Linked DNA regions of Homo sapiens: all the other regions are linked to region 1. Evidence: read pairs that join two places in POLR2A ChIA-PET (ENCODE). Cell type or tissue: CD4-positive, alpha-beta T cell. All regions are shown on one strand. Each heading gives the region's core, and the rest is flanking DNA. Links, peaks and the distances in the headings are about the cores only.

Region 1 (5,984 bases), core at 1,175-5,174:
CCCACCTAAATCTCATCTTAAATAGTAATCTCCATAATCCCTTGGTCCCCATGTGTCAAGAGAGAGACCAGGTGGAGGTAACTAAATCATGGGAGTGGTTTCCCTCATGCTGTTCTTAGGATGGTAAGTAAGTTCTCCCAAGATCTGATGGTTCTCCTGAGATGGGAGGTTTTCCCCCTTAGCTCAGCACTTCTCCTTCCTGTCACCTTGTGAAGAAGGTGCCTTGCTTCCCCTTCACCTTCCGCCATGATTGTAAGTTTCCTGAAGCCTCCCCAGCCATGCTGAACTGTGAGTCAATTAAACCTCTTTCCGTTATAAATTACCCAGTCTTGGGCAATTCTTTATGGGGGTATGAAAATGGACTAATACACCCTGGGAATTTGTTTCTCCTCCTTAGGACAAAACAAAAGATACAATATTTCCCTCATCCCGTGCTCCAGTCTAGAAACATTTGAGCCCAAATATCTATTGTCTGTGATGGATCCGGTGCAATGAAATTAGCCAATGACCAAGTCTCTAGATCCTTTTAAATTGACTTGTTAAATAAACTTTTATTGTAGGTTCAGAGGTACAGGTGCAAGTTTGTCATACAGGTAAATTGCATGTCACGGGGGTTTGGGGTACAAATTATTTCATCATCTAGCTAATAAGCATAGTATCCAATTGGTAGTTTTTTGATCCACTCCATTCTCACACCTTCCACCCTTATGTAGGCCCCAGTGTCTGTTGTCCTCTTCTTTGCATTCATATGTACTCAGTGTTTAGCTCTCACTTATAAGTGAGAACATGTGGCATTTGGTTTTCTGTTCCTGCATTAATTTGCTGAGGATAATGGCCTCCAGCTCCATTCTTGTTGCTACAAAGGACATAATCTGATTCTTTTTATGGCTGTGTAGTATTCTATGGTGCATATGTACCACATTTACTTTACCCATTCTACCATTGATGGGCATTTAGGTTGATTTCATGTTTTTGCTACAGTAAATAGTGCTGTGATAAACATATATGTGCACGCGTCTTTATAGTAGAATGATTTATATTCCTTTGGATATATATCCAATAATGGGATTGCTGAGCCAAATGGTAATTCTGTTTTAAGTTCTTTGAGAAATCATCACACTGCTTTCCACAATGGCTGAACTAATTACTTTGTCACCAGCAACGTATAGACATTCCCTTTTCTCTGCAATCTTGCCACTATCTGTTCTTTTTTGACCTTTTAATAATAGCCATTCTGACTGGTGTGAGATGGTATCTGATTGTGGTTTTGATTTGCATTTCTCTAATGATTGGTGGTGTTGAACATTTTTTCATATGCTAGTTGGCCACCTCTATGTCTTCTTTTGTAAAGTGAATTGAGCTATTTATTTATTTTTAAATATCCTCTTATTTGGACTCTGCTAGGTCCTGGCTTTGAATGGATTTTCTCTCTTTCTCTTCCTCCTCTACCACTGAGAGTGAGCAGGGTCCTCAAAAGCTGCCGGGCTCCTGGGGCATGTGGAAGGTTGTGCCTGCATGGATATGGAGAGTAGTGTTGGGGATGGGGATTGCTACCTTTCCGTCATTTAGGGCTTTTACCTGCAAAGGCCCATAGAGCTAGCTTTATTCAGAGTTTCATTGCAAAGCCTCATTTCTACTTTCCCCAACTCTTCTCTCAACCAGTCCTTGCCTCCAAGGACACCCATAGAGTCCTTGTGGTCATTTCTCGTGGTTATCAGCCTCCCATGGCTCATCCCTGCAGCTGCAGGAGGTTCGTGGTCCTGCCATTACCTCTTGCAGTTGGTTGGGGCTAGATCAGCCTTTTGGCTGCCAAGGGAGGAATCAGGAGCTGTTCCACATTTTGGGCTGAAGGAAAGACGTTGTAATTATGGATTGAAAGCCCCCACTGTTGGCATCACTGACTGCCCCCTAAGCAGAGGATTACTTAGAAATAGACAGCAGGGACACCCAGATGGACGTGGCTCACCCGACTTTTACTGGCTGACCGCGATCACCTTTTTCTGACCTTTAGAAAATGACAGAGTGCTGTGTTCTCCTGACTAAGAGTGTGACTACTGGGGAAGGGTGGCAGAATAATCATGCCCTGGGATGTTGCCATTTTATTATTTTTTTCTTTTTAATCTTAGCACACAATCCAGGAGTGTGCTAAAATGATTTGGACCCTATCCTTGAGGAGTTTAGGATATTGAAGGATGCAATATTAACACAGACATAATAATCGAGAACAACATAAAGGAGTCTATAATGGCTGCATAATTGTGTGCAATTGCCTGATGGGATAGTAGGAGGAGCCTTGAGGGCTGTGGGAGCCAAGAAAGCCTTCAAGAAAAAGTAACTTAAGCTGAGTCTTAGAGAATGTGCTGGATTTGAGTAGGGAGATGGAAGGGCATTCTAGGAGCCAAGACCAAAGGGGAAGGGACAGGAACTGTTTATTAGATGCTAAAGAAAGCAGTACAAACCTGAGGCATGGAAGGACAAGCTGGGAAGGTCTTTAACTGTTAACCCAGGTCCTGAAGCTCAGGGGTGAATCTGATCAGGTGTGAATCTCTTCTATGCCGAAGGTCCAGAGAGTGATTCCTCAAGGTCACAGAGCAGCCATGGTGCCAGATGCTGTGGTGTGTCTGTGCAGTCATAGGCTCAAAGCACTTCTCACTCAACCACATTGCATTTGCTCACAACTCATAACCCCTTTGAAGCTTGCCAAAACACAGGTGCACTTTTGTTTTGAAGACAAACTCTGAGAGCTGCTGATGGGACTTTTTGAGGCCACCATTGCTTCTGCAGCTGCTCATATGCTTCAAAGAACTGAGGCCTTAGCTGCAGGGGCAGGGGAGCCGTTGACTTCTGAGGTTTAGGTGGCAGGTGCCTTTTCTGCAGTCACTCCCTCCCTCTTTGGAAGCAGAGGGTGCTAGCCTCCTACAGAGAGGACTGTGAGCTCCCCCCTTGTCACGGATGGCCCTGCAGTGCCAAGTGCTGACAGGAGGTCGTGGCTGCTTTCAGCGGAGCATTAGCCCTAATAGGTTTGGCAGGATTTTAAAATAATCAAAACAAAGCAGGTTAGAAGGTTTGATGGGGGAGGTATGTGGTGACTGCTTGAGCTCAGATCACATGGTATGTCCAGCAGCCTGGCCCAGAACAGCTCCAAGGCCTGATGCCAAGGGTCTGGGCTGAACAGAAATCTGAAGTGGCTTTATCAGAGAAATTAGTGTGTGATTAGAGCTGAGAAGAGTCACGAGTCTTAACTTCTGTTTAGCACTCCAAGAATAAGGTGTCCCGTGTGGTGCCAAATTACTCCCTCTGGGCAGTCTAAAGCATGAGTGGGATGCTTATCCAGGGAGCACGGTGGAGGAAAGGTGTGGGGGCTGGGGGGAGGCTGTGGGGTGAAGAATGATGCAGTGCCATGGAGTAAGCTGTAGACAGACCTGCTTTGGCTTTGTTTGGGGGTGGGGCAGGGTGTGAAATACTTTCTGTACTGATTTCTATCCTGCGATCAGATACCTAGGACGTGTGTTAGAGCCAAGAAGAGACAGAACTTGACCACGTTGGGTATTGCTTGATTTTTTTTGTTTTTTAATGAGGTCTTGCTCTGCCTCTCAGGCTGGAGTACAGTGGTGCAATCAGCTCACTGCAGCCTCTGCCTCCTGGATTCAAGCAATCCTTCTGACTCAGCATCATGGGTAGCAGGGACTACAGGTGTGTGCCACCACACTCAACTTTTTTTTTTTTTTTTTGGTAGAGATGGAGTCTCCCTATGTTGCCCAGCCTGGTCCTGAACTTCTGACTCAAGTGATCCTCCTGCCTTGGCCTCCCAAAGTGCTGGGATTACAGGTGGGAGCAACCATATCTGGCTGGTATTGCATTTTTAATACAATTGGAATAGTATATTAAATATTTTTGAAGGAAAGAATAGACCTTCACTATGGTGGAAATGAAAGGAGTTACCCACCTCATTTTCCTTATGGTAGAACATTGTATTCCAGCCACCACAGGCACTCCAGCCTGTGGCTTTCGGTTGTGAATGACAGCCCACTGAAGTGACTTGTCCTTGCTATCTTTGTCCACAGCAATCCTTGGTTTTGCTCTCACTTTTGCCAGGGCCTCTCTTCTGCATCCTTGATGCCTTTGTCTTCCAACTCTGAATGTTTTTGGCAAGGACAGAGATGTTAAAAAGCTAGCAGGAGGGGCTGGTTCTGACAAAGGACAGGCAGACAGTGCACAGGTGGTGCACCCTAGCCTAACAAAGGCTCCTTTGCTCAGTGGTGGGGAAGAACTGCTGCGTGGCTTTGCTGGAAATCTGTCCCTGAAGCCTAGATGGGCCTAGCCCTCACCTGGCTAGGGATTGTCCCCAAAGCTCTTTTACTGCTAATTCAAGCAGAATGGAGGACTGACACTAAGAAAATAGGCTATCTATCTCATGAAACACCAGGGGAAGACATGTCTAGGTTTGGGACCAGCATCTTAAAGTGTTCAGAAAGTAACACAATTCCTCTCTCTCCCTCTGTCTCTGTCTCTCTGTCTTTATGTGTGTGTCTGTCTCTGACTTTTGAGGCTCTTGCTCTCCACTCGTCACTGTGTATCTGCTTTATTTTTCTCTTATTACACCAACTTTTGCTATTTCTTCAAGCACATGGCAGAAGACGGCTGCCTCTTATCTGGCAATTTTACAAAGCCCTCAACTCAGGCAAACAGTAGAGCTGTTCCTATCAGTGCCAACTCCAAATTCACAGAAAAAAATCTGATTAGTTTAGATTAAGTCAGAGAAGGTTAAAAGGGTTCTGAGGGAGGGATGTGATTGCCTGATTTCTGATCACAGTATATGCCTTAATGGTATACAGGCTGTCCAGAACAATTCCAAGACTATGGTCCTGGGGTGGCATGGTATGGATAGAAAGCTCACAAAATGTTCACATAGACAATTAATATGGCTGCCTGGACCCACATGTACTAGAGCTCAGAGAGGCATATGTGTGCAGGTACATGCTCACACATGTGTATGTGTGAAGCATGCATGTGTGGTCTTATGGTTGGGTAGAGACCCCTTAAAGTGCCTATCACATCAGATAGAAGGATAGATTTCTAGATAGAAGAAATTTGGGCCCATCTGTTATCTAGAAATTTCTTTTGTTGAAGGCTTCTTCCTGCTGTGTACTTCGGCAAAGTTCCTCATTAACATGGCCCTCCTGAATTGGGAGATTTGGTCCCAGATTCTCTAATCATCCTCTGTCTTCCCAGGGTGGAGAAGCTGATATATGCTGGGGAGTCTTTTGCGAATTTACATTTCCTTTAATATGCATTGGGCACAGATGGTTACCAGGTTGTCTCCGATTCATAAGTCTTCTTTCATCAAGGGCCGATCAAAATTTAGTGCAAGCAGGTTTAAAGGGACAAGCTTTTAGGCTTGGAAATGTGCATATAAATAAAAATGTTGCTGTAGCGGCTCCATTGTTAATGAAAGAAAAATGATCCATGTCCTCTTCCTGGATAACGGAGTCTCTGAATATATTTATTTCAAGATTTAGGTGCTGAGGGAACCGGCCACAAATCATAGAGCAACCATTAATGAGCCTCTGTCCCTACCTGTTTAGCTTATTAACTGCCTGTTACCTACAGTTCTATATCCCACTTGGGGACAGAAAATGGATGCATCAGCAATGCAAAGGCTGAAAAACACAGAAGTTAATCAAAAGCACATGGGAGCCTGGAAATGTAATCAGAAGATATGGGCTGGTTGTTTATTGGGGTACTGGGAGGTGGCTGGGAGGGAGGATCTGGTGCTGTCTGATATGAGATTTGGCTAATTAAATCCCCCTGTCCTTTAGTCAGTGTCCTCTCCACTCTGTGCAAGCTGTGGACATGAAAGGAATAGTCCCTGCCCTCAAGGAACCTACATGCTAATTGTGAGGCATGCTCTACATGCTGGAATCACAGAAAGCAAACTCAGGATAGCGCTGTAGAGGCTACATGAACCATTGTTAAAGTACTAA
Region 2 (5,984 bases), core at 1,108-5,107, 130 kb before region 1:
TGAGATTCCATGACTTGAACCAAGGCGGCTCTAGTCTGAGAAGTGAGTCTGGTGAAAGAGCTGTTAGTGTACAGAGGGAGCGCACTTTGTGCTCAACTGTGGAGGAGATGGAAGTGTTAGCTGCGATAATTAGTCCAGGAACTGTCCTTAATAGCTCATGGATTATGATGGTTTAAGCTTAAACCTTGACACGTACTAGAAAACTAGTATATAGAAATGTCTTTCCATTAGTTAACAGAAAAATGAGTGTAAAAAGTCAGTAAGATTAAAGGTTTTCTTTCTTGAAACTGGTCGGCTATATTTTTTAATTATCCTAAAGAATTCAAGGCAATAATAGAATACAGGATTTGACATCCTGGACCCTCTCCAGCTTCTGTTATTTTGAGAAAAGCTGAGATATTTTTACCTTTTAAATAAAGCTGTTTTGAACTTTTCTTTTGGTGAGGGAATTAGTAACTGATGGTCCTAGAGACTCTTAAACACATAAAAACTAAGCTATTCTGTATTCCAGTCTAGTTTAGTTGTATCTAGGCATTAATAGTACAGTGTATTTATGAATTTTATTGGATTTGAAGGATGAGTTTATAAACTGTCCTCTAGGATGCTTTTCTGTTTAAATATATATTGCTTGTAAAAGGTATTTGTATGTTTTCACCTATGTTCTGTCTCTGTTATGTGTTAACTCTGATTTTTTTCAAGGTATAGGTTGGCTAGTTCCCTGATTATCCAGAAGCACTTTTCATCTTGTCTGTAGTCTACTGGAGTGTTTTCAGAAAGGATGCTTTATCCAAAAGACTGAATGGAATATGTTATATTATGTAAATAACCAAAAGTTTCTTAAGGAATTCAAGGTACCTGCAAGATGCTACGTTAGTTAATTTTATGTTAAAAATTATTTGCATTGACTAGTGGTTGGTACTAGTGTTGGAGCAGTCATGGCTTGGTAGCAATACAAAATAATCTTATTTGGTGTTTGCCATTCCAATTCAGTCATCACAGGATTACATTTTGCCTAATTTTTCAAGAAAATATAAAGGTCTCTTGGGGAGGAAATGAGGAGAAAAGGCTCCACCTTTGTTCCAGTCCCTCCCACCCTTAGCATTTCTATGTATTTTATGACATCAGGAATGATGAGTATTAATTCCTGACATACTGTTTCAACCTCACATTGACTGAAATTAAATAACATCTATTATATTAAAAAAATAGTTGACACTTCCAGTTTACGTGATGGCTGACTAGAGACCATGAGACTGACTCTTAGTTTCCCATTAAAGCTCATATGAAAATGTAGAAGATGATGAACAGTTGTAGGAATACCAAAACCTTGGCTTGACAGTCAGTGTATTATCACAATCTAAGATGTCCACAAACTACAAAGCTGATAGAACTGGTCTGAAAAATGCAATTACTTGCTGATTAATGATAAGCAGTTAGAAATAAAAGCAACCTGCATGTCTTTTAAAGCAAGTATGGAGAATGATTCCTTTTCCTTTTCATAATGTCTACCCCCAAGGCTTTCAAATTCTGGTATTATATCAACTAGAAAAGTGAACAAATATTTTTCTATTGGAAGAGTGCTACTTTTGAGGCTATTAGGAAGTTAGGTAGCTTTTCTTTTTTTTCTCTTCTTCCTCCCTGCCTAAGGTCTCTGTTGACCATCTTCATTTAATTGACCAAGTAGATCAACTGACACTCTTCATTCCTTTTCAGTGCCCATGGTAATGTGGCCTTGTAGCTAACAGGCTGTTAGCTAGCAGGCCAATGTACTTCCCTCCCTCCAGTCTTTCAGTTGTGTGATTATCATGAATCAGTTATTTATTCCTAAACAAGTTGTTGTTATTTTTTTCTCATAAACCATTTTATTACGCTGTTGAATTACATAAAAACCCTTTTTTATGAAGTTGAGGACTTTGGAAATATTCAGCAAAGGTGAGTCACTGATAAATGTTGGCGAGATGACTGCAAAAGATTTGGGAAGAAATCATAAAAATATAGAAGCCGGCTGCACTCAGATTTTCTTAACATTTTTGAGTTTAAGTTCTTGCTATACTTTAGAGAAACCTAAGCTTGGAACCACAGAAGATTATCACATGTTTGGTTATGCAGAAAATATGAAAACTCCAATTACTGGTTCCATAGTCAAAGGATTTGCATATTTTGAATATGATACATGTATATATTTCATGGTAAAGTAAAATATTAAGAATAACACATACATATCATAATGATCTTCTACTTTAACTTTTATTTTCAGCTCAACTTTAACTCTTTCTGTTAATAGATCTATTGCCAGCCTTGATCACATTGATGAAAGGGCTTCCACTGTGTCCATATTTTGCAATCAATTTGGAGACTAAATCTGCCAGAAATAAAGTAGGCAGGAACAAGGAAACTTAACGATAGATCATTGAGCTAGGAAAGTCCGCTCAAGGAAATTGCTGTTGGTGGTGGCATGGGCAAGAATACTGTGATATTCTTTGTTGAAGAAAGAAGCCTTCCCTTTGTTCAGAATCAGAGCTGGTATAGAAGACTGAATACCAATCAGGCACAGCCACCTTGGATATTAAACCTTTTGGAAACTTGCGATCAGGCTGGATCCATGCATGTGAGCCTATTATTCACCCACTCTTTTTCTCCATCACTGAATCCTCTTTACATCCTTCATGACATTATTAACAAACTGGCCATGTCATTTATTCCTTATTGTGTGTCTCACTTGGTAGACTAGCAGCTCCATGAGGGTAGAGAGCTTGTTTGGTTTTGCATCCCCTGGCAAATACCTGGCACACAGTAGGTGTTCAACAAATATTTGTCAAATAAACTAACTACGTTAGAGAAGGACTTCAGCTAATATCAAAATAAAAAGGACCAAGGGTAGTTTTAGCAAACACAGAGTCTAGGTAAATGTCTACTTCTTTGAGGATAAGTGATTGAAAGGTTGTCATAGGAGAGCTGTGAAAAAGCTCTACAGACTGATTAAAAAATAGGGTGCAGCATGAAGACTCAGAAGTGTAGCTTACTTATTAAAATGATTTATTACAGAGACCAGATGAAAATTTTTTTAAAAAAAGAGGACCTGGAACTCTCAAAAAGTTTTGAGTTATAATCTCTGAGAAATATGAAACAAGGTGAAACACTGAAACAAAAAGATGACAAAAAATGAAAATGAAAATATTTGGAAGAGGAGAGGAGTGAGATAAGGAGAGATTGTTGGAGGGGCAATAACAGACCATCTTCACTAGTGATGCTGAAGAGTAAAGCTGACACTGAAAGAGGGTATGGATGTGAAAAAAAAGTCCATGAGATACTTTTTTAAGAATGTAGACAAAAGGAAGACAAATGCCAACAATGAGAAGGAAGATGATGATCGGTATGGAGGACAAGATTCCAACAAAAGAATTAAAAAACTTTAGGAAAAAATACAGCAGAGGCAATGATCAAAGATATAATTGATGAAAAGTTTTCTGAGCTGAAAAGGCCTCCCTTTATAGATGAAGAGGGATAAGTGCTGGGTAATAAAAATGAAAAAAGAGCCACCCCGAGTACACCATGGTAACTTAGTTCAACTAAAAGGAAAAAGGACATATTAAAAAAGTGCCCAGGCAGAAAGACTATATTGTATAATATAGAACAAACGCTAGACTGACTTAGACAGGAAGACTATGAAGTTTTGAAATCATTTTATACTCAAAGTTATCTTTCATATGTGAAGGTAGTAGAGAGACATTTTCAGATATGAAAACACTTATACCACAGGCACACTTCCCATATTTTTAAAAAGAAATTTTAAAAATTTCTTGATGAGGTCAGTTCAGCTGACTGATAGATGAATTAAAATTAGCAATTAAAAATGAAGAATTAAAAAGGCATTGGAAACAATTAGACGTAGTGAAATCTAAATCATTATTGTCAATTTTATTGTCAAACTAAAGGTAGAAGTGTCCATTTAGTTTTGATAGAATTTAACAGCACCATGGATCTGCAGCTTCAGGTTATATTAATGCCTGAAATAGGTGGAGAGGCAGGAGCATATAGGAGATCCTAAATAATAGTTTTTCTTCAAGAAGATTTAAAAAATACCAACTTCTGGTGAGAGTGATATTTCGTATTCCATTGCCTTCACTTACTATCAGTGTACTGTTAACTCCTCAAACATCTGTCTCTGCTGAGAAAAGTCTCCTAAGTTCTAGACCCACTGGCCAAGTGGATAGCTCTCTTGGGATGGCCCATTAGCAGCTCCATTTCACCGTGTTTAAAACGGAACTCCTCTTCCCTGCTTGAACCTGTTCTGTGGTCCCAAGCTCTTTCAATTTTAGAGTGACCAGATATGACAGTTTTTTCACTATTAGCCTCTTTCACTCTCAAAATTAGTTTGGACAATAAATTATGGGGCTACCCTGATCATCTTGTCTTTTTTACTTTCAACTCGTATCCAAACACATGCTAGACCTTTTCATTCTGTGTTTTGTTTGTTTGTTTTGTTTTGTTTTGTTTTGTTTTTGAGATGGAGTATCGCTCTGTCGCCCAGGCTGGAGTGCAGTGGCACAATCTCGGCTTACTGCAAGCTCCGCCTCCCAGGTTCACACCATTCTCCTGCCTCAGCCTCCTGAGTAGCTGGGACTACAGGCACCCGCCACCACACTGGGCCAATTTTTTTTGTTGTTGTTGTATTTTTAGTAGAGACTGGGTTTCACCGTGTTAGTCAGGATGGTCTCTATCTCCTGACCTCATGATCCGCCCACCTCAGCCTCCAAAAGTGCTGGGATTACAGGTGTGAGCCATCGCACCCAGCCTCATTCTGTTTTTTAAATGTGTCTCAAATTTGTCCTCTTCATCTTCAATGCTACTACCCTGCTTCAGACTGCTACTGTCCCTCCACTGGGTGATGGTAATAACCCTGTGACAGATGTCCCTGCCTCACACATTTGTTGGCGGAGTTTAATACGGTTATGTGTATGAACTTCATAGTATGGGACCTAGCGCTTAGCAGGCACTTAACTAATATTAGCAATGATGTAACTTAGCTCAAAACCCTTCTTTTTTCCATTACCCTAAGGATAAACTCTAGACTCTTTAACGTGGCTTGTGTGCCTGTATTTTTGTCTCTCGCATCATCTCTTGCATCAGCTCAGTCTGCACTATGTGCTCCAGCCCCACAATGACTCTATTCAGAACACAAAAATTCAGAGAACTATCAATTCTTGGACACTCCATTTTTTGTTATATTACCTCTACATCTTTACTACCTGGGGGGTTAAAAAAAACAAAAAAGCAGGCCAGGCGCAGTGGCTCATGCCTGTAATCCCAGCACTTTGGGAGGCCAAGGCGGGCAGATCACCTGAGGTCAGGAGTTTGAGACCAGCCTGACCAATATGGAGAAACCCCATCTCTACTAAAAATACAAAATTAGCTGCGCATGGTGGCGCATGCCTGGAATCCCAGCTACTTGGGAGGCTAAAGCAGGAGAATCACTTGAACCCATGAGGTGGAGGTTGTGGTGAGCCGAGGTTGCACCATGGCACTCCAGCCTAGGCAACAAGAGCAAAACTCCGTCTCAAAAAAAAAAAAAAGCGAAAGAACCAAATCACAACAAAAAATCTCCAATCTTGGCCGGGCATGGTGACTTACCCTATAATCCCAGCACTTTGGGAGGCCGAGGTGGGTGGATCCCCTGAGGTCAGGAGTTTGAGACCAGCCTGGCCAACATGGTGAAACCCTACCTCTACAGAAAATACAAAAATTAGCCGGGAGTGGTAGCATGCACCTGTAATCCCTGCTACTTGGGAGACTGAGGCAGGAGAATTGCTTGAACCGGGGAGGTGGAGGTTACAGTGAGTCAAGATTGCGCCACTGCACTCCAGCCAGGGCAACAGAGTGAGACTGTTGTCTCAAAAAAAAAAAAAAAAAACAACCTCAGACTTCACCTCTAGATGCACCCGAATGTGCACACACACAGACATGCACATGCACACATACACCAT
Region 3 (5,984 bases), core at 1,279-5,278, 230 kb before region 1:
GAGAAAATAGAAACAAGCACTGAGGGCATCTTTAAATCTTGAGCTCAGAGCTTGTCCAGTGCTTCTTGATGAGGTTGAAGAAAACAGTTGGAAAAAGGTAAGGAGTTTTAAGCTTAGCTTGATATGTTGTGTAATTTTGGGGTTGAAATTACTGTAATTTTTTTCCCTCCAGTAACCTCATTTTCAGATTTTCCTCCATTACAGGAAAATCATAAAAAGTGATATTTTTACTTAAAGTGTTTTCTAAAATAATGTCCTTTGGCTTTGGCTTGATGATCACTTGAAAATGGTTTATGCAAACATCTGGACCTGGGTTTTCTGGCAACCTTGACATTTTCTCTGTTCAGAATCTAAAGACATGAGTGACTCATTCAGTTACTGAGAAATCTTAGGCAAAGCTAATTCCAGTATTGTAATATCTATCCTTAGTCCTCAATGAGAGGCTGAAGTTCTGCTTTAAGCGTAAAGCATTTGATGAAAGGTCAAAGTGGCTGCTGGAGGGGAAGGCTGTTGGTACTCAACTGGGAGGTGGAACATTTTGCATTTAAGATTGCCTTTCTCAGATTTTCTGTACTGGATTTTCACTGCAGAAAGAAGGTATTCTTTAAGTGCTTGGACGGCCACTGAATCCTCAAGCAGATAGACATTCTAAGACCCCTCTGTAAGCTTAACCGTTATGTGTGTGACATTAGCCTTCGTATCTTACAGGGTAAAACTTAAGTGGCGAGGGGACTGAGGCACTGAGGCACGGAGAGATTAATTAGCTTGCCCAAGATCACACAGCTGCAAGCTGAGATTTGAACAGGTAGCCTTTGTAGCCCAGGCTCCCAGCCACTGAGTTGTCTTGCCTCTTAGGAATCTGTTGCCTACTGTTTAGGCTGCCATTTGCTTATGGAAAGATCTGATGTAAAATATAGAGCAGTGATCCTCAACCTTTTTGGTACCAGGGACTGGTTTCCTGGAAGACAGTTTTTCCACAGACAGGGGTGGGGATGGGGGGAGTCGGGGGTTTCGGGGGATGGTTTGGGGATGAAGCTGTTCCACCTCAGATCATCAGGCGTTAGATTCTCATAAGGACCATGCAGCCTAGATCCCTGGCATGCGCAGTTCACAATAAGGTTCGTGCTCCTATGAGAATCTAATGCTGCTGCTGATCTGACAGGAGGTGGAGCTCAGGCGGTAATGCTTGCTGACCTGCTATGCCACTCACCTCCTGCTGTGTGGCCTGGTTCCTAACAGGTCCATGGCCCTGGGGTTGGTTGCCCCCTGTATAGAGCATGTTGCTCTCTGGTACCTTAGCTTATGACTAAAGGAACTTTTATTTTGAAGCCATAATGAATATGGTCCTTTTTCTGAAACATTTACTGCTAGAGATTTATACCCTTCCCAGAATGTCTTTGAGCTCATTTCAGAGCTAAACATTATAATGAAAACCATTGTGTAGTCCAGCATCCAGAACTTGAGTTGATTCTTTTTTTTTTCACTGCTTCTAACTTATTCTTAATAATACCAAACATAGCAAAAGGAGGTTGCAATACATTTGTTTGGCAAGTTTGGGTATTGAATTCTTGAGTTTTAGTAGAGCCAAGCAGGTCGGTCACTATGTGTCATTTTTTGGTATCTAGTAGAACGGTTTATTTAGATAGGTATTGGGTTCCTCTAAATTGCCCATTTAGTTGGTTTCAGTTGATACGGAACCTTCACTAGGCTTTAGGTCTATCTTGTAAACAAGATATTTTTAAAGACCATCCTAGATTGAGAGCAATCTATTTGTTGTTTTTTTGGAGAGCGGGGGTTTGTTCTTTTTCTCTTCTCTCACAACTCTGGTGTTTTCCACCATTTGGCTGGACTCTGGGGCAAGAGTGGGCTGGCCGAGGGTGCTCCAGTTTCTCTCACCCCGGAACAGCTGCCTGCCTCTAAGATATTCTTTGGAAGTCTATCCTGAAGCACTCCGAAGCCTTGCTTCTGCTTCTGGGAGGAATTCCTTGGAGGACTAGAGGCAACAGGGGGCCTAATCTGTTGAAACTTGTGTGTATATTTCAGGGTTAATAAATCTCAGCTAAGAAAATTAATAAAAATTCCACTGTGAATGAGAGGTTGGTCAGAGACTAATGTCTTGAAAATGCTTTATGATAACTTGGAAGAATTTGAGCAGATGGAAAGGAGAAACTTTGTTAAGGTCTCCCTGAAATTAGTCATCACTTCTTACAAGCAGATTTCACAAGGTGCTTACTATCTATGGTGTGTATAATAGGGTTGTCTTATTAATTAGTCTGATGTTTGGATCTGGAGAAGTAAATTAATGAGTCAGGTTTTGTATAACAAATGATCACTTTTTAAGTAATTAGTGTAGCATATGACCGTAGAGATTAATATTAACTCTTAAAATATGGAAATTGAGACTCCGATGGAAAATGTGAAAGTGAAGTTAAAACTTTATCTTTTTGCCTATGTAACATTTATCAAGTGAGAAAGTGAGAATGCCTTTAAATAAGCATTTGATTGAAAGCCATTAGAAGGTGAGAACTTGTATACCTTTTTTTTTTTTTCTTTGGGATAGGGTTTTGCTCTGTCATCCAGGCTGGAGTGCAGTGATGGAATCACAGCTTACTGCAGTGGCCTTGAATTCTTGGGCCCAAGCCATTCTCCCACCTCAGCCTTCTGAGTAGCTGGGACTACAGGTGTGTATGCCACTGTGCCCAGCCAGTTTTAAAATTTTTATTTTGTGGAGACGGGGTCTTACTATGTTGACCAACTGGTTTCAAATTCTTGGCCTTAAGCTATTCTCCTGCCTCAGCCTTCCAAAGTGCTGGGATTATAGGTGTGATTCACTGCTCCCAGTTGCCTTTTGTGTTTTTTTTTTTTAACTTACTGTAATACACATACAGAAATGTGCTTACATACTTTACATCAGTAGTACTTAAGAGTCCAGCATAGTAGATGTTATTAATGAAAGTTGACTCATGGCAATACATATAACTAGGACTTTGATTCCCCAGTTTTTTTCTTGCTTTCATAAATCTGTAAATCTTACTTAAGAATGACATATAAGGAAAATATGATCTCCTTCCCCTTCCTTGAGTGCAGTCTATTTATAAACAATAGCACTTGGTGCTGGGGTTTGTTCACGTTTGTATGAGGGAGATTGTCTTATTTTCTGGGATATAATGCGGAGATCTGTGCTTTTTGGGAAGTGATGGAACGTTGATAGTGCATCCAGCATTTAGGAATGCAAGAACAAACATTAGAGCCTTTTGAGGATGGTGTCCTCTAACTCCTCTTCAGTCCAACAGCCCTGTGGGTCTCTTCCTGATCAGCATTTTTCACTAAGACCCAAACTTATTTCCTGTAAACCAACTGGGCCAGATACTCATGACTGTCTGTGGTCTGAAGATAGTAGTTTATGTTTTGTTTTTTGTTTTTTTTAAATTGAATTGGGTGTGTTGTTCCCAGATGAACACTGTTATCAGGGCCTAAACAAATATTTTTGTCAGGGAGATGTCACAATTGTATTATTGGAAGGGGATTTTCTCTCTTAGCTTTTAATTTGCATTAAGAGGTGTCTGGGCTGTGGGCAAAATAGTGGCTAAAATGACCACTTTTATTTGTTTTTGAGTCAGCTATTGCTTTTTGTGATAACTGAAAACTTTAGTCTTTTTTGAAGGACTGAAGTGTTGAGAGTTTCCTGGAATGAGTGGTTCACTAGCTGTTGCTGATCACCTGGTTTATTCTTAGCTTTTTTTGCATTCAGGAGTCTTAGTTTTCCCTTGTTCTCCAACTTCTGTAATCTTTAAGAAAATGAAAGGATATTTAGCAGCTCTGATGACCTGTATTTGCTGGATTGTAAAGGCCTTATTGCATTTTTTATCCCTTCTGTCTTGGTAAAAGTTCCTGATAGCAGCAGCTTTTATAAAAGTTTGAGCAGAACTAAGGCAAGGAGGAAGAACTCTAAAATAGTGATTTTTGCTTCTCAGTTGTTATTAGTAGGTTAATCAGGAGAGGAAGTAGGACATTTTAACTAAAATGGGTTTCTGTTTCAGTTATCAAGCCAAGCTGCTATTTTTAAGTTTGAAACCATTTTTAAATTCAGACAGGTTTGAGGATTAATTGTACTGAAATGGAGCTCACATCTAGTGCTTTAGTGAGTATAGCTAAATGTGCCTATAATAGGGAGGAAGTAAATCATTTGGTTTGATGAACTCTGTCACTTGAGGTCATATCATAGCTTTTCTGAAAGAGTGCCCTGTTTAAGGTAATTATATTTTATGCAGACAGGTGGATAGTAGGTATCTAGTATATATCTTTTTTTTTTTTGAGACGGAGTCTCACTATGTTGGCAGACTGGAGTGCAGTGGTGCAATCTCAGCTCACTGCAATCTCCACCTCCCGGGTTCAAGCGATTCTCCTGCCTCAGCCTCCCGAGTAGCTGGGATTACAGGCACAAGCCACCATGCCCAGCTAATTTTTGTATTTTTAGTAGAGACGGGGTTTCACCATGTTGGCCAGGATGGTCTCGATCTCCTGATCTCGTGATCTGCCCGCCTTGACCTCCCAACATGTTGGGATTACAGGCGTGAGCCTCTGCGCCTGGTTGGTATCTCTTAAATATCTTAATGTTAAATTTCTAAATCTAACATACTGTTTTCTAAAGAAGAGAAAGTACTTTAGTTTAAAACTGGACATACTCTACCATTTGCTGCCTCTATCCAGGCTTTGTAACCTCTTTGCTGTTGACATTTTGGGCCAGAGAATTCTTTCGTGTTAAGGGCTGTCCTGTGCGTTGTAGGGTGTCTAGCAGCATCCTTGCTGTCTACCCGATATCTGCCAACATCACTGTTCTCTCTCTGTACCCCTAGTTGTAGGAACCAACAATGTCTCCAGACACTGCTCTCAATATCCTCTGGGAGTGGGAATCATCCCTGTTGAAACTGTGTTGGCTGTGGCCTCTTCTTTATACCCAGTACATGTCGTTAGCACTTCTGTGTTTTAGGAAGGATTGATCAAAAGGCCGAAGCTCAAAAAGCCAATTAGCATTTTTTGATGGGTGAACTCTATTCTTTCTCAGGATGCCTGAAATTCACTTACACATTTAGGATTCTAGATTGTAGTATGTTACAAAAAATTTCAAGGATAGATTATGTTCATAGGTAAGTTGAAGGAAAAAATGGAAGATTCTTATAATGGAACGTAAAAAAATTCTTTTCCAATTGGACGTGTGTATTCTGAGAAAAACATTAGGGTCAGGTCATTGTAAATAGATCATCTTTTACTTTCTTCCAGCTGAATTACAGGTTGGCACTTATCCAGATTTATTCCTCTTAGCATAGGAAGATAAGATATATTGATTAATAAGGTAGTATAAAAATTGTCTGCAAAAATGTTTTGAAATGTCTGCAGTTTTCTCAGGCAGACTGTTTACTTTTCAGTGTATTGTTTTTATTTCTGTTAATTTTGATGATTCTGGTTACAACATTTTAAATATCTTCTTGAGATGAGAAAAAGCAGGGAAAGAAACTGGAAAATAAGGAGAGTGGATAGAGACTTTCCTCCTGATCATTTCATTTTGTCCTCTAAATAGCATTTTTTACGAAAGTGGGGTGGAGGTGGGAGGTTAGGGAAAGAATGAAGTTCTTGACAAATAATCTTCCTTCTTTTGTCTCCAAGGCCTCTGGTTTTGAACTCTGCTGAGTCAGCTAACTATGAGTGAAATCTGTCTGCCACCTGTCTTTATAGGGCCATGTGCTAAGAATGGTTTTTACATTTTTAAGTGGTTTAATAATGTTTCATGACATAGCCATGGTCATTCATCTACCAATTGTCTCTGACCACTTTCACACAACAGTGGCATAGTTTAGTAGTTAAGACAGAAACTGGCTCACAAAACCTAAAATATTTACTCTCTGGCCCTTTTCAGAGTTTGCCAATCCCTAGTTTAAACTATATTTCTCTATTGTTAATATTGGAGGCAAATAGTATTGTTAGAT
Region 4 (5,984 bases), core at 1,249-5,248, 110 kb before region 1:
TGCCTTTGAGCTCTAGGCAGATCTCACTGTCAGATGCCTGGAATTTCCGGAGCACAGTGTTGTGAAGGGACCCTTGCATGAGAGTCAGAGGACTGATTCTAGCCCCATCTCTGTCACTAACCAGCTCATATTTTTGGAACTTCAGTTTCATTTGCTCTCTATATTTGGCGGGTATTAATAGGTAATCCCCGAGGTCACATCCAGTTAACATTTGGTTTTCTTGTCTAAGTATTAATCATTTATAAAGCAATCATTTGGATAAACACCAGGAAAGGAAGTTTTGAGGAAGAGACTACTGTGGACAATAACCAAGTGTTTCCAGTAACTGGGACATAAGATAATCTGTCTTCCAAAATATCTCCAGTATTCCAAAATGAAGACCTATTATGTAGCAAATTTTCTTTTTACCACCTCTTACAGAAATTCAGAACTGGGTAGTGAAACAACCGCTTGTGTTGTCATCATAGCAACCAGGGGAAGTAGCCTAATCCTCACCTCCAGGAAAACTCCTTTACCCCATTCCTGGCACTGCAGGTGGGGAGGCTTTGGAGTGAAGGTTCTCTGCTGGGGTGAATATAGAGCAGTCTGATAAGGCTCTGTTCAGAGAGGCAGGGGGAGGGTAATGGGATTCTGAGTGCTCTAGTTGCTGCATCAGTGCTTCTAGCACGTGCACCCTGACTGCCTTACCCACTGAAGGGAGACAGCAGGTCACCTTCCCTGTCTCTGACTCCCTGACGGATTGAGTTTGAATCCTGGCTGTACCATTTCTATGGCTACATAACCATGAGTAGGATACAGAACCATTCTATGCTTCTGTAAAATAGGCTTGTAAAGTAACTGCTCAGCACTGTTTTAAGGCTAATTAAGTGCTAGCTGTTGGTATTATTATCATCATAGCTGCTAAGATTACCATAACATCTGAAAAACTCTGCTACGAGCTAAGTCATTTACTTAAATATAGCAAAAATATTCCTTTAATACAGTTTTATATTTGACTTACTGCTTTGTCTGTTAGTATTATAAACAAACATAACTGTCTGCCCCAGTAATATTTTCTAACATAGAGCTTTCTAGAATATTTACTTAATAATATCATACTTTCCTTGCCATTCTTAGTTTAGAAACTAAAAGTTTATTAGTAATATTTTGTGGAATTCTTGCATTTGAGGAGAATAAGGTATTTGCAGCAATCACTTAGTTGCCAACAGCAATTTTAGGTACTGTGGTCATACTGTTTTGTGAAGGACAACTTTATATTTGCATTTGATCACACATGCAGCATGCTTGTTTACCTTCCTTTTGAATCTTTTCCTTGGACAAATGGCTCTCCATGGGATGATAGGCTCATAATATTTTGTCCATGATTTTAAGAATGATTTCTCCTAAATATAGAGAAAGGTGTGAAATAAACTTTCATATATTAGGAAGATAGGGTAGCATTTATGTACTACTATATCCAAGTAAAATTCTAATTTTTATTGCTGAAAGAGTGTTCTGTACCTTAGCGTTGAATTTTTTTTTCTTGTAAGAGCAGGCCATATTTGTTACTTAACCAGCTAGTAGCTTCCAGAAACCATCATTTAAAATTTTTCCCTTGTGAATACAGGAGAGAGGGCAAAGGGCTAGACCCACTTCATTTAATCTTTGCTTGGTCCCAGTTCCAAGGACCCCAAGCTCTTCTTGCTTGTTACTCTTTGCCCACCTCCATCCTGTTTTCCAGGACTCAGGATTTTCTTTTATATATCCTTGGTGGTATGAAACTGGAAGTTAGTCCTCATTTTCAACAGGAATAGTGTAACCTGGTATATTAGTTTCCTGTTGCTGCTATAATAAATTACCAACAAACTTAATTCTACTAAAAAATACACACAAATTTATTATCTTATAGTTTTGGGGGTCAGAAGTTCAAGACCATTTTCACTGGATTAACAAAATATTGGTAGGGCTGGTTCCTTCTGGCGGCTCTGAGGGGAGAATCATTTCTTTGCCTTTTCCTTTTCTAGAGATGACCTGCATTGCTTGGCCTGTGGCCCCTTCCTTGTATATCCCATCCACTTGGTTCTGTTGTCACATAGTCTTCTTCTCTGTTGGATCGTCCCTCTAATAAGGACCCTTGTAAATACATTGGGCCCACCTAGACAGCCCCGAATGAGCTCCCCATACCGTGAGCTGTAATTTAATCACATCTGCAAAGTCTTTTCTGCCATATAAGGTAGCATTCATAGGTTATGGAATTAGGACATGGACATCTTGGGGTCATTATGCTCCCTATCATACCTGGAAATCTGATTTTTAAATTTCCAGTGGAAAAATGGATCTATCTGTCTTCACCTTTCCTGCCTAAGCTATCAACTTGAAGCTATCTACTTCGCCGTCCTGCTTTGAGCCTTCACCCCTTAAGTTCTTTCTCTGCCTGGCAACTAGAAATAGGTATTAAAAAGGAAAATTTGACCATGTTAAACCTTTTCCATCAACTGCACAAAAAGCTCCAAGCTCCTTGTAATGACTAAAAGACAACCCACTCCCCACTATGACTTGAGTTTTATCTACTTTTCTAACTTCATATAATTGCATTTTAGAGATGCACTTTACTGTGTAGCGTCTAGTGGTAGTGGCCTGTATATCTTGAAAATAACATTATTTCCCGTATATCTGTGTCTTTATTACTGAAAAGGATTTCCCTGCTTCCTTTGCCCTTTAAAAAATTTGTTTGTTTTTGATGTTGTTATTGTTCTGAATTTTTCTAATAAACACGTAACTTCCTGTAGAATAGTGTTTACATCCAAAGCTATTAAAAGGATTTCTAGCATATTCACTGATAACCCTAGAACCTAGAGGAGGTAACTATTAACAACAGTTTCTTTTTAGAATTTTATATATTTTTATATTTCACTGCTTATTCTTTGTATATAATTCAGAATATTCTTTTGTATTTAATAATGCAACAAACATTTTCTTGTATTTAAAAAATTCTTTATAAATATTTAATGGCTATTAGTATTCTAGTACGTAAGTATACTTTTAATTGTTAATGTGTTCCCTCAATTTAATATTATATTGATTAGCTAATATAATGTTTTGAATAGTATTGTTTAGATATTTACATTGCTTAGCTGTGGAAATAGTTTAAATATTTTTTGTTTACTATATTTCTGTTTTTCTCCTTACACTAATTTTTTTTTTTTTTTTTTTGAGACAGAGTCTCACCCTGTCACCCAGGCTGGAGTGCAGTGATACAGTCTCGGCTCACTGTAACCTCCACCTCCTGGGTTCCAGTGATTCTTGTGCCTCAGCCTCCTGAGTAGCTGGGACTACACACACGCACCACCATGCTGGCTAATTTTTGTATTTTTAGTAGAGACAGGATGTCGCCATGTTTGCCAGGCTGGTCTCGAACTCCTTACCTCGGGTGATCTGCCTGCCTCGGCCTCCCAAAGTGCTAGGATTACAGGCATGAGCCACCACATCTGGCCTCCTTACACTAAATTTCTAAAAGTAGGAATCATTGGATTGAAAGACAGACTATTTCTAAGTTATAGTTTTTTCTGATTATAAAATTATAAATGCTAGATATAAGAAATGTATAAAGTATGAAAAATAATTATAATGCTGCCACCTAACAATAAGTATTGCTAATATTTTGGTAAGTCATCAAGTTATTTTTCTCTTCTTTCTTGCCATCTTTTATAGATGATTTTAATATTCTTTTAGTATTTACATAGAAAAGCATAGATGACTTATTATAGTTTAATTGAAATTATTACTTTTGTGTTTTTTTGTGTTGTCATTTATATTTTCTTATATATTTACCCCTCTTTGTGCTCTTCATTTTTCCCTGCAATCTCATGTTTCCCTCTGATATTATTTTCTTTCTGCCTGAAGACTTAACGTTTCTTTCAGTACAAGTTTGCTGGTAACCCATACACTCAGTTTTTGTTTCTCTGAAGGCATTTTTATCATTTTCTAAGGATATTTTTGCTGGATATAGATTTTTAGGCTGGCAGTATTTTTTTGTTTCCTCACCACCTCAAATATATAATTCCATTTTCTCCTGGCTTTCTTAATTATTTTGATATGTCAGCTGATGATCTTATTGTTGCTTCTTTGAACAGTGTAATCTTATTTTTACTGGCTGCTTCTCAGATTTTGCCTTTTCATAGGGGATTTAACATGACACACCAGGTGTATTTTCTCCGTTTGGGGATCACAGAGTTTTTTTGTATCTGTGGGTTAGTCCCTTTCCTTAGTTTTGGGAAATTCTCAGCTATTCAGGTAATTATATTGTGCTATTTTCTCTTTTATTTCCATCTACACATATCCTATTTCACATATTAGATCTTTTCACTGAGTTCCCTGTGTCCCTAACGTTCTTTTCTATATTGCATATTCTTTTTTTCACCACTTCCATTTGTATGTTTTTTATTGACTTCTCTTTTGCTGAGTTAAATATATTTATTCTGCTATTGTTAAAGATATCTTTGGAGTTTTTAACTGTAAATATTTATCCTTTTAGAATTTCATTTGATTATTTTGTAATGTGTTAATTTCTATGGTAAAATTCTCTACCTTGTCCTCTACTTGATTCATGTTTTTCTCTTTCCTTGGCCATATTAATTATAATTTTAAAGTCATGTCAGCTAACTTCAATATCTGGGTCATGTATAGTTCTAGTTTCTTTTTTTCTTGGTGTTTAGTCACGTGGCTCTGTCTTTTGTGATGCCTCTTAATTTCATATTGAGTACTAGACAATTGTGCATAAAATTTAGAGAGACTCTAGAAAATATCTTCTTCTAGATAGATGTTCCAATCAAGGACTATGTTAAATTGAGACTGATTTATTCAACCTGTTGTTCACCTGGCTTTCTAAGTAATTTTTCAACTAATAGCCTGCTTATATTCTGTAGGCCCTATCCCCTGGTGGGTTCTGGAATGTCATGAGATGTCTCTGCTCTACTTTTCAGAAGCTTTCTGTTCAGGTTTTAAGCTTCCCTTTCTGCGCAGCCTCAGTATTTGGCACTTGTCGTAATGAAAAAATCAACTGTGTACCTGAAGCCTCCCAAAGTCTCCACAAAATGCTCTTTTGATCTCTTTGTTCCCCAGTGATTTCTTCCAGACTTTCCACTAGGTTTTGCATGGAACTCACAGCCTCTCCCTTGCTGAGAATTGGCATGCCCCAGAGTGAAAATGACTGCAGAAGGCTGGTCACTTTTCTGAAGTTTTTTCCTCTCTTCAGCAGTTTTTCTGTTGCCCTCAGGCAAATGATTATTATTTTTTATCTGGCTTTTCTAGTTGGCTAGTAGAAGTGAGAGCTCTTGTTTGTTGACAGCTACTCCATTTCCCCTGGAAGTGGAAACATCATTTATTTCTCAACTTCAATTTGACAAAAATAAAGTGCTCACCTTTTTTTCAAAAGAGTGTTTATATTTCTGTTGATTTATAAGAGCACTTTACAAGTTTTACTATTTTTTTTTTTTTTAGTTTTTGTTCTTTAATCTCATTTTTAAGATAGAAAAATTTTTAGTTTTTTGTTACCAAATCTGTCAGCCTTTTACTTCATTGTATTTTTCAGTTATGGCTAGAAAGACCTTTTGTACCACAGATTATATATTTATTTTTTCTACTAACTTTGTATCTTTTTTATGTTTCAAAATTTACATTTATCTGGAATCAGTGTTGACATATTGTTTTAATGCATCTAGTAACCATTTGTCTTGCTCATCTATTATTAAGGATGTATGTATATTATAGAATTGTTTTGCCCATCTCATGATCATTTTCCTTCCCTCACCTTTCTTCCAAGAAATGAAATTCAGTGGGATTTTGGTTGGCACTGCATAAGACTTACGAATGAATTTTGGGAGAGTTGTGCTTTTGCATTATTTTAGTTTTCTTATTTAGAAAGATATGTCTCTCCATTCATTTTTATGTTCTACTAAGTGACATTTTTTCATTTTCTGCGTATATTATACATTCTGCTCATTTTG

The links. Peaks named below come from ENCODE experiments on the same cell type or tissue, not always from the same donor. Only the 100,000 strongest peaks of a DNase experiment are listed, where the experiment ranks them.
Region 2: POLR2A ChIA-PET joins it to region 1 with 5 read pairs; 2 of 35 experiments call an interaction of 5 or more read pairs at or near these places.
Region 3: POLR2A ChIA-PET joins it to region 1 with 5 read pairs; 8 of 35 experiments call an interaction of 5 or more read pairs at or near these places.
Region 4: POLR2A ChIA-PET joins it to region 1 with 5 read pairs; 3 of 35 experiments call an interaction of 5 or more read pairs at or near these places.

Annotation. Positions count from the first base shown.
Region 1 is chr5:109,919,180-109,925,163 of GRCh38, forward strand. No RefSeq gene overlaps it. Among named protein-coding and RNA genes, the nearest start is that of LINC01848, 39 kb to the left of the region's middle. In CD4-positive, alpha-beta T cell, for the core only: a CTCF peak has its summit at 4,873; DNase peaks (open chromatin) are centred at 2,772 and 3,542; H3K4me3 peaks cover 1,078 bases; H3K27ac peaks cover 2,470 bases.
Region 2 is chr5:109,794,196-109,800,179 of GRCh38, forward strand. The region is part of intron 12 of MAN2A1 (mannosidase alpha class 2A member 1); the gene reads left to right. Among named protein-coding and RNA genes, the nearest start is that of LINC01848, 86 kb to the right of the region's middle. In CD4-positive, alpha-beta T cell, for the core only: no CTCF peak of the experiment used is centred there; no DNase peak of the experiment used is centred there.
Region 3 is chr5:109,691,806-109,697,789 of GRCh38, forward strand. The region is part of intron 1 of MAN2A1 (mannosidase alpha class 2A member 1); the gene reads left to right. Among named protein-coding and RNA genes, the nearest start is that of MAN2A1-DT, 3.7 kb to the left of the region's middle. In CD4-positive, alpha-beta T cell, for the core only: no CTCF peak of the experiment used is centred there; no DNase peak of the experiment used is centred there; H3K4me3 peaks cover 228 bases.
Region 4 is chr5:109,805,530-109,811,513 of GRCh38, forward strand. All of the region lies in intron 12 of MAN2A1 (mannosidase alpha class 2A member 1), which reads left to right. Among named protein-coding and RNA genes, the nearest start is that of LINC01848, 75 kb to the right of the region's middle. In CD4-positive, alpha-beta T cell, for the core only: no CTCF peak of the experiment used is centred there; no DNase peak of the experiment used is centred there.